2 separate regions of the Homo sapiens genome follow, and region 1 is linked to region 2. Evidence: chromatin contacts called from ENCODE Hi-C or POLR2A ChIA-PET data. All regions are on one chromosome and are shown on one strand. The core of a region is the stretch at or near the end of the contact, and the rest is flanking DNA. Distances in the headings are between cores, read along the strand shown.

The links. A loop is a pair of places that touch in the nucleus more often than their neighbours do. ChIA-PET counts read pairs that join two places held with the same protein, here RNA polymerase II (POLR2A). Pooled maps may share reads with other maps.
Region 1: a map of IMR-90 shows a loop between it and region 2 (1.9-fold over the local background). The contact joins the promoter of CADM1-AS1 here to the enhancer-like site in region 2. A Hi-C loop is called at or near these places in 3 of 168 maps with a recorded cell type or tissue (A673, HepG2 and IMR-90), 1 of 37 single-sample maps with no recorded cell type and 2 of 50 pooled maps. POLR2A ChIA-PET finds 5 or more read pairs at or near these places in 1 of 52 experiments (HEK293).

The regions. Positions count from the first base shown.
Region 1 is chr11:115,394,516-115,400,328 of GRCh38, reverse strand. It overlaps CADM1-AS1 (CADM1 antisense RNA 1), which reads right to left and starts at 3,573. Exons shown (of 2, transcript NR_135103.1): 1 at 3,438-3,573; 2 at 2,671-3,063. All of the region lies in intron 1 of CADM1 (cell adhesion molecule 1), which reads left to right.
Region 2 is chr11:115,361,460-115,367,694 of GRCh38, reverse strand. All of the region lies in intron 1 of CADM1 (cell adhesion molecule 1), which reads left to right. Among named protein-coding and RNA genes, the nearest start is that of CADM1-AS1, 32 kb to the left of the region's middle. Within about 2 kb of position 4,509, at least 3 of the 41 ENCODE cell types and tissues checked have a DNase peak (open chromatin) inside an H3K27ac peak, as active enhancers do.

The sequences.
Region 1 (5,813 bases), core at 2,324-4,823, 34 kb before region 2:
CGCAGCAAAACCACACTCTTTCACTTGTAGAAGCTGTATAATATTTTGAAATATCTGGTTGTGCCTGCCTCTTCCCTATCCTGATGTAGAACACAGACACACACGTACACTGTTTTTCTTTTTTAGGTTTTCTTGGTAATTATTTGGTCTGTTTGTTTTTAATTTGTTTAAGTTTTTATAGCCAACAGACCTAGTTGGCATCTAAGTAGCTAGCATTTCTTTGCTATTTCTAGAGACTTTCTTTGCCACCTAGTATCGACCAATTCTTTGTTGATATGTCATTTATTCTGAAAAAGAATGAGCATTTTATATAGGCTGGGTGCAGAATTTTGTATGTACATCACACATTTCTGGAAATTTAAAGTTTTTGTGGGCTTCTAAAGCAAATTATGCAGCATGTGTAAGATTCAGGGATATCCTACAGCCTGCTCTCATGTCATGTTCATCATATAGGTCAGTGGGTAGACCGCAGGTGGACTGTGAACTGGCTAACGCTATGTGAAAGAGGGTTTCTATATGTGATTTTTCTGGAGAGAAGATACATGAATTTTAAAGATGTTTTATCATCACAAAAAGTTAGACTGTTCCAGGTAAAGGTGAGAAAAAAGACTGGAATTTAAATACTCTGTTAAAAAAAGAATGAGGATGGCTTTGAAAAATTGAAAGATGAAAAAAAACAGCTCTTTTTATACTATGGTGCTCAGGATACATTGACTATAAAATTAAAGTGTGTTTTAATATATTAGTAGGTAAAGTTTCTGAGAGGTGAATGTCTACATTTACAATAATGGTGTTTTCTCTCATATTTCTTTTAGGTAAGTGACAATCTTATGCTTGGATACATCAGCTTCAAAATGGATGGATTTTGAGGGTTTCATTCCTCTTCTCTGATGCTGTAGCAGTAAGTCATACTTCTCATGTGTGCTCTGTTCTGGTCTGGTCTGGGCCAGGGGATTGGCTTGACAAAAGAAACTAGATAATTTCTTGTAAACACTTTGCTTCTTTTACTTGATATACGTGTTTTGTTAAGAACTCTTTGTATGTGTAGTCTCTGAGATTGCACAGAAGAATAAAAGGACCAGCTTCCAACTTTCAAGAAGACTGGATTTTCGTAAGGATACAACAGAAAGAACTTGGGTTTTGGAGTTGTATTAGGTTTGAATTTCACTTTTTCATTACTGTGTGATAACTCAGTTGGATATCTTTTTCTTCTTCTATTTCCTCATTTACTCAATAGGTGTAATAATAACTACGTATCAGATTGTTGGGAAGATTAAATCAGGGAATATCTATCCTTATCACAGTGCTCCAATATATAGATTTTGTTGCTCATTTCTTCTTTCCAGCTCTATCCCATGGCTCAGAAAGAAACAACAATGTCTAGAACATATAAAAATAGAGACTAACTCTCCCTCCTGTTATCTGAAGGGTCTTTGGCTGAGATTCAGGAAATCTTGGAGACCAGGCACCAAAGGATTTTGTAAAGGAATCTGTAGTGGGTCTAAGTAGGCACTTTTTAAAGCATCAGCCATCTTCTTGAATGTCATAGTCACATTAAAAGAGCCTAGTTAAATGTGGCTTAGATATTGTTTCACAAGTGGCCTTAGTGGAATCCCTGTAAATAAATATGTTAGAATATTAGGTTGGGAAAATATTGTTTTGTTTAATCTAAAATGGAATTTAAACAAATGACTAAAGAATGTAAGCTGAGATTGTTTGATCTCATGTGATTCTTTAAATAATTGTCACATTGTTGTGTTTAGAATTATCTAGCTATCTGGCCTAGTAAACAGATGAGCAATATTCACTGAGAGGGGAAGTATATACAATTTGGTTTGGAACGTGGAAGAGAACCATGCTTAAGTTGGAGAGACACAAGTCAGAAAAGTCAGGGGGAGATTCAGGCATGGCCATTTTAGTTCATATGGCTCAAATACCTCTAATCCAGTGGCATAAGGCCTGACAAGAAATGTTCCTCTCTAAGGAGATGCTGGGGCCAAGGGAGACTACAGTTCATTGCACATTCAGAGATTAAAATATCTCCAAATTAGTTCCAGTGAATCATTTTAAATTATTTTAAAAGCCTTTTATATTTTAATCAGAGCCTATTCACGACCAGTTAATTTGGATGGCACGTTCTAAAATTACTTTCCCCCAATGATGTGTTGTGCCACTGCCATTGAATGCAGAAACCTCACGGAAGAGGGGATTAAGGAAATTTGAAAGTACCAAGGAGCTGTTGATCTTAGTCAAGTGTTTACTGGTTTATGAGTAGATTAAGATTTCGTTCTTGTCATCTGATTTGGATGGGAAAATGAGTAATGATACTCTTGTAGAGAGGGTGAGTGATTCCATAGGATGCCAAAAGTATGGCGATGTGCCCATTTCCCCAAATATTCAGGGAAGACTTGATGCTGTGGCATTGCTGCAGTACTTTCTTCAATATTTGGATGTAGTCTCTGGGTTTAGGGAGGTATTGTTTTAACCATCTTTGCTAGTCTCAAAATTTTTATCCACCATTTTGTTAATCTGTTCTACAATTAGCAAAGGGGTGCATGCCTGTTAAGAGTTCCAACTGTATGGTACACTTCCTAGTCATTAACGTAACTGATAGAGTACAATGTCTCTATTGTCATTGAGAATAAAAAAATGAGCTATACAGATCATGTGTTGGTTCAAGTTTGACTTTTATGCTCTGTTATTCTCACTTCAAAGATGATGAGACTGAAACTCAAAGAAAGAAGACCTGCCTTGGGTTACATATCAGTTTAGTGATGGAACTCTAGGCCAGCGCTTTTACTGATAGTGATCTTCACTCTCTGCTCCTCTTTGACTGGGGAGGAGCCTTGTGCTTAGCTGTACTATTCTACATCTTGATACATAGACTTTTCATTTTGTGGGAGAGTAGCAGCAAGTCCTTGGAAGTTGTTCATTTTGCAGTTAGCTAAGGTAGAGGGGCTGGTAATGTTCAGTTTTTCTGTACCATTCTCCTGATATGTTGGCTCAAGATACCAGAATCTATCTTGGAATGTTGTGTATTACCCATTAGTTACCAATCTTCTGCTGGGGAAGAATATAAATAGGAGAAAAAAGAGATGGACAGGATGAATTTTTAAATTATAGCACTGAGTAACAACTGCTAGTCAAGAAGTTTTTGGCAGTTTGTTAGAATCTCATTTTAAAGCAATAACACACTCAGAGTTGTATTCAAACACTGAGATAAATGCATCAACCTAAATTCATGGTTTTGTTTTTTTCCATGTAGCTGCTAATTATTGAACATAACGAGGCTTATTCATAATTTCTTTTCTCCTGCTTGATAGCCATAATCCTGTATTTATGCTGCTGTCATTCCCATGGTAACAGACTAATGTCTGAAGCATAAGATTATTAAATACAGCACAGTACATTAAAATAATGCTAAGGTTTTGACTTACAGAGAGACTTTCACACTGGGGCAAACTTCAAAAAAAAAAAAGAGAACGCTTATACAGAAAGCAATTTACTTGGCCAGTAATGTTTAGTATTCCCATAGCTATTATGGCAGAGATTTGTTTGAATTATAGCCTCTTCCTTCCCAGCCCATCATCTCCTTTGGCTTTGCAGCCAAGTCTTAATCTGGTGTTTATGATGTCAGCCTGTTGCCATGGGAGTTATTCTGTCACAGATGTATTGTGACTTCACTGCAGGACAGAAGCAGTGGAAAATTTAGGATGAAATAGAACAACTCTAAAGTTAATCTCCAGCATATCTGTTTTGGAAAAGAAGTATTCCCTTCACCTTTATGTGCTCCTAAAAATAAATAAATAAATAAAGTTAGTTAAGTGGTGACTTGTTGAAGGTTGGCCAACGAATATTGTTGAAATGACCAAAATGCCAAAAAGCCAGCACTAAGGAAAAAATGTTATGTAGCTCAACCCTGGCTCTCTGAAGAGTGGTCAAGATTTATGTTTTTAATCCTATGCTACAGTAATGAAGCACAACCATGTCTGTAGCACATAAATTGATACACCATTTTTTCTGGTTTTCTTGTAAAGGACTTTCTTCTATCTTAAATCTAATGTGGTCACATTCACAAGGACACGCGCCCTTTGCTTCCACCACCAATGACAACCACATCTTTATTATTCACAGACATATGTGGAGGCCCTGCCAAACTGAGAGGCATCTTTGAAGTCAAATTTTGTAGTGCTCATAGCACGTTAGCATTATGGTCCCTCAGGGGCCCCTTCATCATCTGGTATCTGGGACAGTCTCCCATTTGGATGGCATAAAAATAATCTAGGTTCTTTCCTAGGGATGAGAGATTTCTACAGAGTTAAGCTAAGTACACAGGTGATCCTGTGTGCATGATGAACTCTTTGAATGTCATGAACCAATGGTACAAATGGAATGCATGTACCTTAAATCATTTCTTTAAAAAAGAAATACGGGACAGAAGGAGAATAAAATGCTATGTAGCAACTAAAATCTTTTGGACTATGTTTAAATAATATGTAAAATTAGGAAATTAGCTACAGTGAGTCTTTTTTAAAAAAAGTTGGAATTACAGGGTTTAGGATTTTTTTCTTGCCCTCTTCTTCCATGTTTGAACTTAATAGAGAGTTTTAATATCCTTCCCCTTATTAAAATAAACCATTAAAGTAGGCAAGGTTAAGCAAGTTCACATTTCAAACATCTCCGATTGCTGGCGATTTGTCACTAGAAAGCTGTGGTAGTCACCTTGGAATCTGCATACCTTTTTTTGTGTTTATGAGAATAATCTGTCTTCTGCTCTCTCACCCAAATCCTTCTTAAAGGACTGGGGCTCTGCTGTAGAAACTCATGTCAGCATAATATGCCATGTACCTCTATAATGATTTTTTTTCAGCATTTTGTTGAGCCAGCTTCAGAAACAGCAGTGAGTATGTGTGTAAATGATTTGCTTTAAAAAGCAGATGTAGATTAATGCATTGGTTTAGTAATTTTTTCCCAACTCTTTCCTTTTCCCTTTATCTTTTTCTCCCCCTTCAGTTCTCTGGGATAATCCCAATGAGAAATCTGAAAGAAGGTAGAAGAATTTGTTTGTTTTCTGTACTTTACGTCAATGATTCCCAAACTTGGAGAGCATCAAGAAATCCTGAATGCCTGCTGTCACCCCCAAAGATTGTGATCTAATTGTTTGGGGGTGTGGTTTGGGCTTTGGCATTTAAAAAATATCTTTAAGTGATTCTAATATACAGACAAGTTTGCTTTCTGCTTTCTATATATGAATAGCTGAAAATTGAACTATCAAAGGCAAGTCTAAATATCACACGTGTATTTGATTTTTATAAATCTGTTGTGCCCCTTCCTACTTTATGCCAAGTCTCATTTCCTCTGTATAAGAACATGCTATAAAAGTAATCAATCTCTGACCCACGAATTTTTCCCTTTCTTTTGGAATGAATAATGGATGAACATTAATTATCTCTAGCGTTTTGTTTTGTTTTTTTATTTTCTACTTTTTAAAAAAATTGGCTTCAAAATTTTAGGAAATTTTGCATCAAGACTATAAAACAAAGTCATGTGGCTCGTAGGGAAATCAACAGAGCTCCTGTTTCAGAAACTTGATTAGCACTGGAAATTGAACTTTAGTTTTTGACATTGGGTTCCACACTATGCACCATCTCTGTAGTGTGCTCAGTCTGCATGCAGATTGTTTTCCTTAAGCTCTTTATAAATAAGATGACATTAAAAGAATAGTTTAATCATGTTTTCGTTTTTCAATATGTAACGCTAGAGAAGACGAGAAGTAGATTTCTTCATCTCATAAAACAAACTACCTTTGCAAT
Region 2 (6,235 bases), core at 3,260-5,759:
GAATAATTTCTTAAAATCATGTTAAAATATATAAAATTTATATGCATATAAGTATGCTAAAAGTATACAGAAAAGAAAAACGTGGAAGAAATGCAACAAAATGCTAACAGTGGTTGACTGGGCAGTGGGATTCGTGTTCTCGTTACTCCTTTATTATTTTCTGTTTCATTTTCTATAATATGCATTATTTTAATAATTAGAATAAAAAGAAAATGTAAATGAACACTTAAAAAGCACATGTTAAAGAGAACACTTGATTTGATGTATAGGTTCATCCTTTGTAGGTTAAGCAAATGGAAAGAAACTTCTTTGTACAAAAACTAATTCCATGTGGGCATTGGATACCTTTCTCAGAGAAAATAGGTTGTCTAGCCAGCACACCTTGTTTGTTTTTTAATCTCTAACAACGTTCAGGATATCATACAAAAGAGAAGTCTTGGAAATTCTTACATATATGATGATTATTTTTAGAGATGGGGCCTTGCTATGAGGCCCAGACTGAAGTGCGGTGGCTATTCACAGGCGCAATCATAGCTCACTGCAGCCTCGAACTCCGGGGCTCATGCTATCCTCCTGCCTCAGCCTCTGGAGTAGCGGAACCACTGGCACATGGCCATTGTGCCTGGCTTTACATAAGTTATTAAGACTTTTGTTTTGTTCAGCATATCTGGGTAACATTGCATGGCCTATCCCAAAGTCTGAAATATTTTAAATTCCAACTGACAAGATGTTAGGACACTCAAAGGAAGCATTGACCACACATAAAATTGTTTAAATATGCTCAGCACTTTTCAGACTATTTCACATTAATTCCTAGTGAAATAATGTAGAAAGATGACTTTAGGGGTAAAGGTAATTTAGGCCTTTTTTGTTTCTTTTTTTTTGGTGTTGACTTACTCTGACTTTGAGTAACTCAAGTCATATATTTCCAGTTTCCTCTGTGTTACTCCTCATTTGACATCTTAAGAAAGTTTTTGGTTTTGTTTTTGTAAATTGCCTTATTTGGAGGAAATGCATGTTCTAAGAAATTTGAACACAAGTGTATCCTTGGGATGCTATTTCTCTTCCTTTCTCTAGTGCCATTTTTTACATCACACAGATTTGGAAACAAAATGACGTATTTCTTTGCATGTTGTGTGATGAGTGGAAGAAAGGAAAAAATTAGCAACTCTCTGCATATACAAAGAGACATTTCAGGATCTCCGAGGGGATATGAACTCCCAGGTACTAGTAGACTAAGCCTCTTTACAACCTTACAAAATCCTGTACAGATGACCTGTGTGTAAAATGCACTGCCTGTTGCTTTGGACATCACTTGACACTAAAAAGCTATGCATTTTGTATTTTTGCATGTCAGAATCTTAGCCAGAGGAATTAAAAATAAATATTTAAGTAGGTTCCTGACTTTTCCTATCAAGGAGGCACTGAGACAGGCAATTTGCTTAGCAAGTCTTTTTGTTCACCTGTTTTTGTGCTGCGGAGAAATGTGATGTTTGCTTCTGATGATTCCAAATGTGCGTGCATTATATGGTCAGAGCAGAGTATAGAAAATGCCAGTGCTATCTGTGCAAGGCTGGATGATAACATGTGACCCGAGTGACAGAAATAAATGTGTCCTGGCAAAAAGGAGTCATTAATCTGAATGAAAATATTACCACACAGTGGGCAGATTAATCTTGGCAGTTTATGGCAATGGCCCTCATACATAAAACCTATTCTGTGTTCCCACAAATGCCCAATCAATCAGTAGACAGCTGCCCCAGTGTTAATTGTGACCGTGTGGGACACTTGGGTAAAATCTTCCCATGTTAATGATCCTGAATTTCTAAATGGTCTTATCCTAAAAATTGATTCTTAGTTTAAGCAAGATTAGCAATGTGGGCCTTTCAGCTTTTTTGTTTGATTTTTTGAAAATGTTTATATATTTGGGGTTTAAACAAAGAATTTTTTTTTTATTTTTTGCCGCGCTCAGAACATCTTAGCTAATATATGAGGTAATTAAAAAGTTACTGTAGAAGTCTTCCTGTCTGGTTTGATTGATGCTAGTAGTTGGTTAATCAAAAAAAGTCATAACAAATTATAAATACATACCTTCTACTTTTCATGTTAATATTAAATCTGTATATATATATTTTTGTTTTTTTATTTGCCAATATTTGATATTAGGTCAAGGCCTAGTTGAAATTCCCTGACATCTTTCTTGTATAAACAATACCCACAATGCTAATCTTTATGATTTTCAATCTCTGTCTCTCTAAATTGGCATGGTAATTTAAAGATATTGGGAACCAATCTAAATGCAGAATCCTCCTAGATTTTTACTAAATTTCCCCAAAACTTCTTAGTTATCTAACCTACATCAGCTTTAGTATTTTTTAATGACTCATTTTGATGAAGGCCATTCAAACATTCTGCTTAATTTTGATAGAAACAATGAATCACTTTCTGTTTACCTCGTATTTCATGGATTTATATGGAATAATCTGTTCACATACTATTTAATTCATACAGTTGGAGTAAAGAGGCTTGGGACCAAACCCAGTACACTTGTGAATGTGTGACTCAGCTGGTGGGGCTAGCCATGCCTGGGTACATTAGAGAAGTCCACCAGGATGACTCTGCAGAATGCCCTTCACATCAGGGCATGTTCTACAGAGGGAATGGACATCATCATCGCTTCATTAAGCCTGTCACGTTTTTCCATAAACATCTACAAATAGCTACAGGTGAAAATGGATAAAGAATATAATATTTAATATTGTTTTCTCTTTATCAAATGAAAAGCCAGATATAGCTAAGTAAATACTAACAAAACTGTTATTAAATGAGGTACACGCCAACATTAATAAGTTCTGAATTGTTCGTTTTACTACTTTGTACATATATTATGTATGTGGTATATTAATTGATTGCTTTGTGAAGCTGTTTAAAATTTTTCAACAGTAGAGAGTGATAATGTGCCAAATGTGAAATAAAATTGCAGAGGTGAAACTGTCAACGACTTAAGTGTTACTACTGACTGACAGTGACAGGATTCAAGAAGTATCATAGATACCAATATGCTATGTCACAAGTATAATATGACCAGAGTGGATGTGGTCCCTGCTAAACAAGTTAAACAAAAAGGCTTTTTTTTTTCTTCCTAGTGCTTTATATTTTCCCCCACTATAGAAAATGCATGAAGACTTTTTAAATGGTGACATTTATGGCCATGATAGATGTGTGCTTCTACAAGACCAAGTCCAGGTGTTTCCATTGGGAATACATGGAAGGAATTGATTTAAGCAAGTGATTACTTAAAAAGGAAAATTAAAAGAGTGGAAAATGGATAGGAGAGAATGTTAATTGGGAGGGTTTCAAGTATAAAGGAGACTTAAGGATGGGCATAAATGTAAATGTTAGGAACACATTTGAAATAACTTGGCCTTAGAAAAGAGGTTTATAGAAGCATATAATTTAAGAACTGTAGGTTTTGAAACTGAGACACACTCATTGCCAGACAGAATAAGAATGAACATATCTGAAATTTCACTGAGAAAGATCACAGATATACAGTCATGTGTTGCTTCACGATGGAGGTATGTTCTGAGAAATGCGTTGTTAGGCAATGTCATCATAATGCAAAAATGTAGATTTTTTTTTTTTGTGGATCATAGAGTGGATTTAATCAAACCTAAATGGTGTAGCCTATGACACGCCTAGGCTATATGCTACAGCTTATTGCTCCTAGGCTACAGACCTGTACAGCATGTTACTGTAATGAATATAGTAAGCAATTGTAACACAGTGGTATTTGTGATCTAAACATATCTAAACAGAAAATGTCCAGCAAAAATATGGTATTATAATCTTACGGGATCACTGTTGTATAAGCTGTACATTGTTGACCGAAAGTTGTTATGTGGTGCATGACTGTATTTAAAATTATAAGAACACACAATCCCAAGGTCATTTGATTCAGGCCCCAATAAAGCACTAAAATAGTCCAAGAATCTTACCTTTTCCCATTAGTGAATGAAGGCATTCTTCAGACTTCCTAGTTGAACTGATGCAATGATCAGTGGACCTTGAATCAAAGGAAACAAATTTCTGTTTATCTTAAGCCTTCTCAATTGTGCTTTTGTATGCATTCATCTTATTCTTTCTATTATTCTTAACTTAGTCATCCAGATTGCTGCTTAAAATGGAAAATTAGCCTAAAATGGAGTGGGCAAACAAACAAATCGATCACTGTCCAGAGTTTCTGAATCCTTAACCCATTTCTTACAAGAAGAGAGGGAACTATTTTCTTTAATATTGAAAAGACGTTACCTGGAGCACCCCTAATCAACCTTGGTCCACAAGTTGAATGATGCAGTAGAATTTAGAGGATTCTGACATTCAGAGAACAGCAGCCAACTGTCAGAAAAACGGTAGGAGATGGTAATAATGACCTCGATTTAAGGTCACTGGTGCTTGAATGCTTGCGGTATTTTGGCACTAGCTATGCCACGTCCTGCTGATCATGGAACAGGTGCCAGGTTCACTCAGTGGGGCCAAAGGAACTTTGAGTATAGTGACAAGAGGCTAAAGAGCCTCAGCCGCTTGGCTTATAAGATTGATTCTTAATGGAAGATTGATCTGGATTGGGTGAATCTGTGATTTTTTTTGTTGGTAGGGACTTGAAATTGGTGAATGAGATAAACATGAAGTTCAGTCTCCTTAGCAGATAACAACAGCTTTGCTCTATATTTCTGTCACCTAGCACCTAGTAGGAGCTTGACTATTGAATGAAGAATCAACTGAACACATTTTCTAGGTAGACTTATAATAGAATTAATATCTACATTGGATTTGTAAAAGTAATGATGGTACCAGTATACATTTAATTAGTGAGGAGTACTTCCTTTGGGGTTATAAGTATAAAAATACTCAATAACCTCATTGCTTTATTGATGTTTGTTTGTGAAGAAGGATTAAATAGTATCTTGCCTTTTTTTTCCTTTGCTTTTAATCATCCATTGTTAAATAGAGGCTTAGGCCATCTGTCTCTGCCAAGATCTGCCTCGATATGGAAGACTGTATAATAGAGATACTAAAAAAAACCTCTCTAATAATCTGTTTATACTATTATTCTCCAGGCTTTTCCCTAAAACAGTTTTAAGTAAATTTCTTACCAACTAAACTGCAAACTTATCTGTTAATTAAAACTATTTTTGTTGACTAGGTCGCAGTGCTCTTGAGGCCTGTAGAAATTGTACTTAGCTGCCTTTTCTCTTGAAGATAAGACAGAAAACAGGATGCCTTGTTGGGTTTAAAAAGTAAAATACAAACTGTCAGTTTTCTGATATCAAGGTACATTTTTTTGAGAATCAACATTCCAAATGGCCAATCTGGTTAACTCTCAGTGGTATAAGATAGGGCAAAGGAAATTGACTATGTTTTGGTACTTGGTTTTATTTTATTTTATACTAAGTGCTTCTTAGGCAATTCTGCCTCATCAATATTCTGTAGATGTAGGCATCATTAACCTCAGTGAAAAGTTTATTACAAGCCACTGTTAGGACTTGTTTCTGAATAATATTTCTCCAGTATTTAAATGAAACAAACTACCTTTACCCAAACTCAGTCAACAGAGTTTAAGATTATTCAGAATATGGAAAAATAAGGTTTAGGGCCTGGGTGCTGTGGCTCTCGCCTGTAATCCCAGCACTTTGAGAGGCCGAGGTGGGGGCATCACTTGAGCCCAGAAGTTTGAGATCAGCATGGGCAACAGAGAGAGACTTCAACTCTACCAAAACAAAACAAAACAAAACAAAACAAAAACTCGGGTGTGGTGGTGCACACCCATGTCCCAGCTACTTGGGCAGGTGAGTTAGGAGGATTACTTGTGCCCAGGAGGTCGAGGCTGCAATAAGGCATGATTGTGCCACTGCACTCCAGCCTAGGGTACAGAGTAAGACCCTGTCTCAAAAAAAAAAATAATAATAATAAGGTTTGGGTGTGTGATTTGGGGCAGTGTTTTTGGCATGCACGGGTGTATTGTGGGTGTGCATATGCCTAGACAGACATATGCACAATCTGAAGACATAATAGGCATTTTCCTCGAAATAAATTTGGCTCTTAGAATTGCTTTCTTCTCAGTCACATGCAAAATATGGTGAAGAATCATAAGCAGTCATAAATACTGGCTTGTATACACCATTCAGGGTCACCTTCAACAAAATACAAGTCACTCAATTTTATCCAGCAGTCA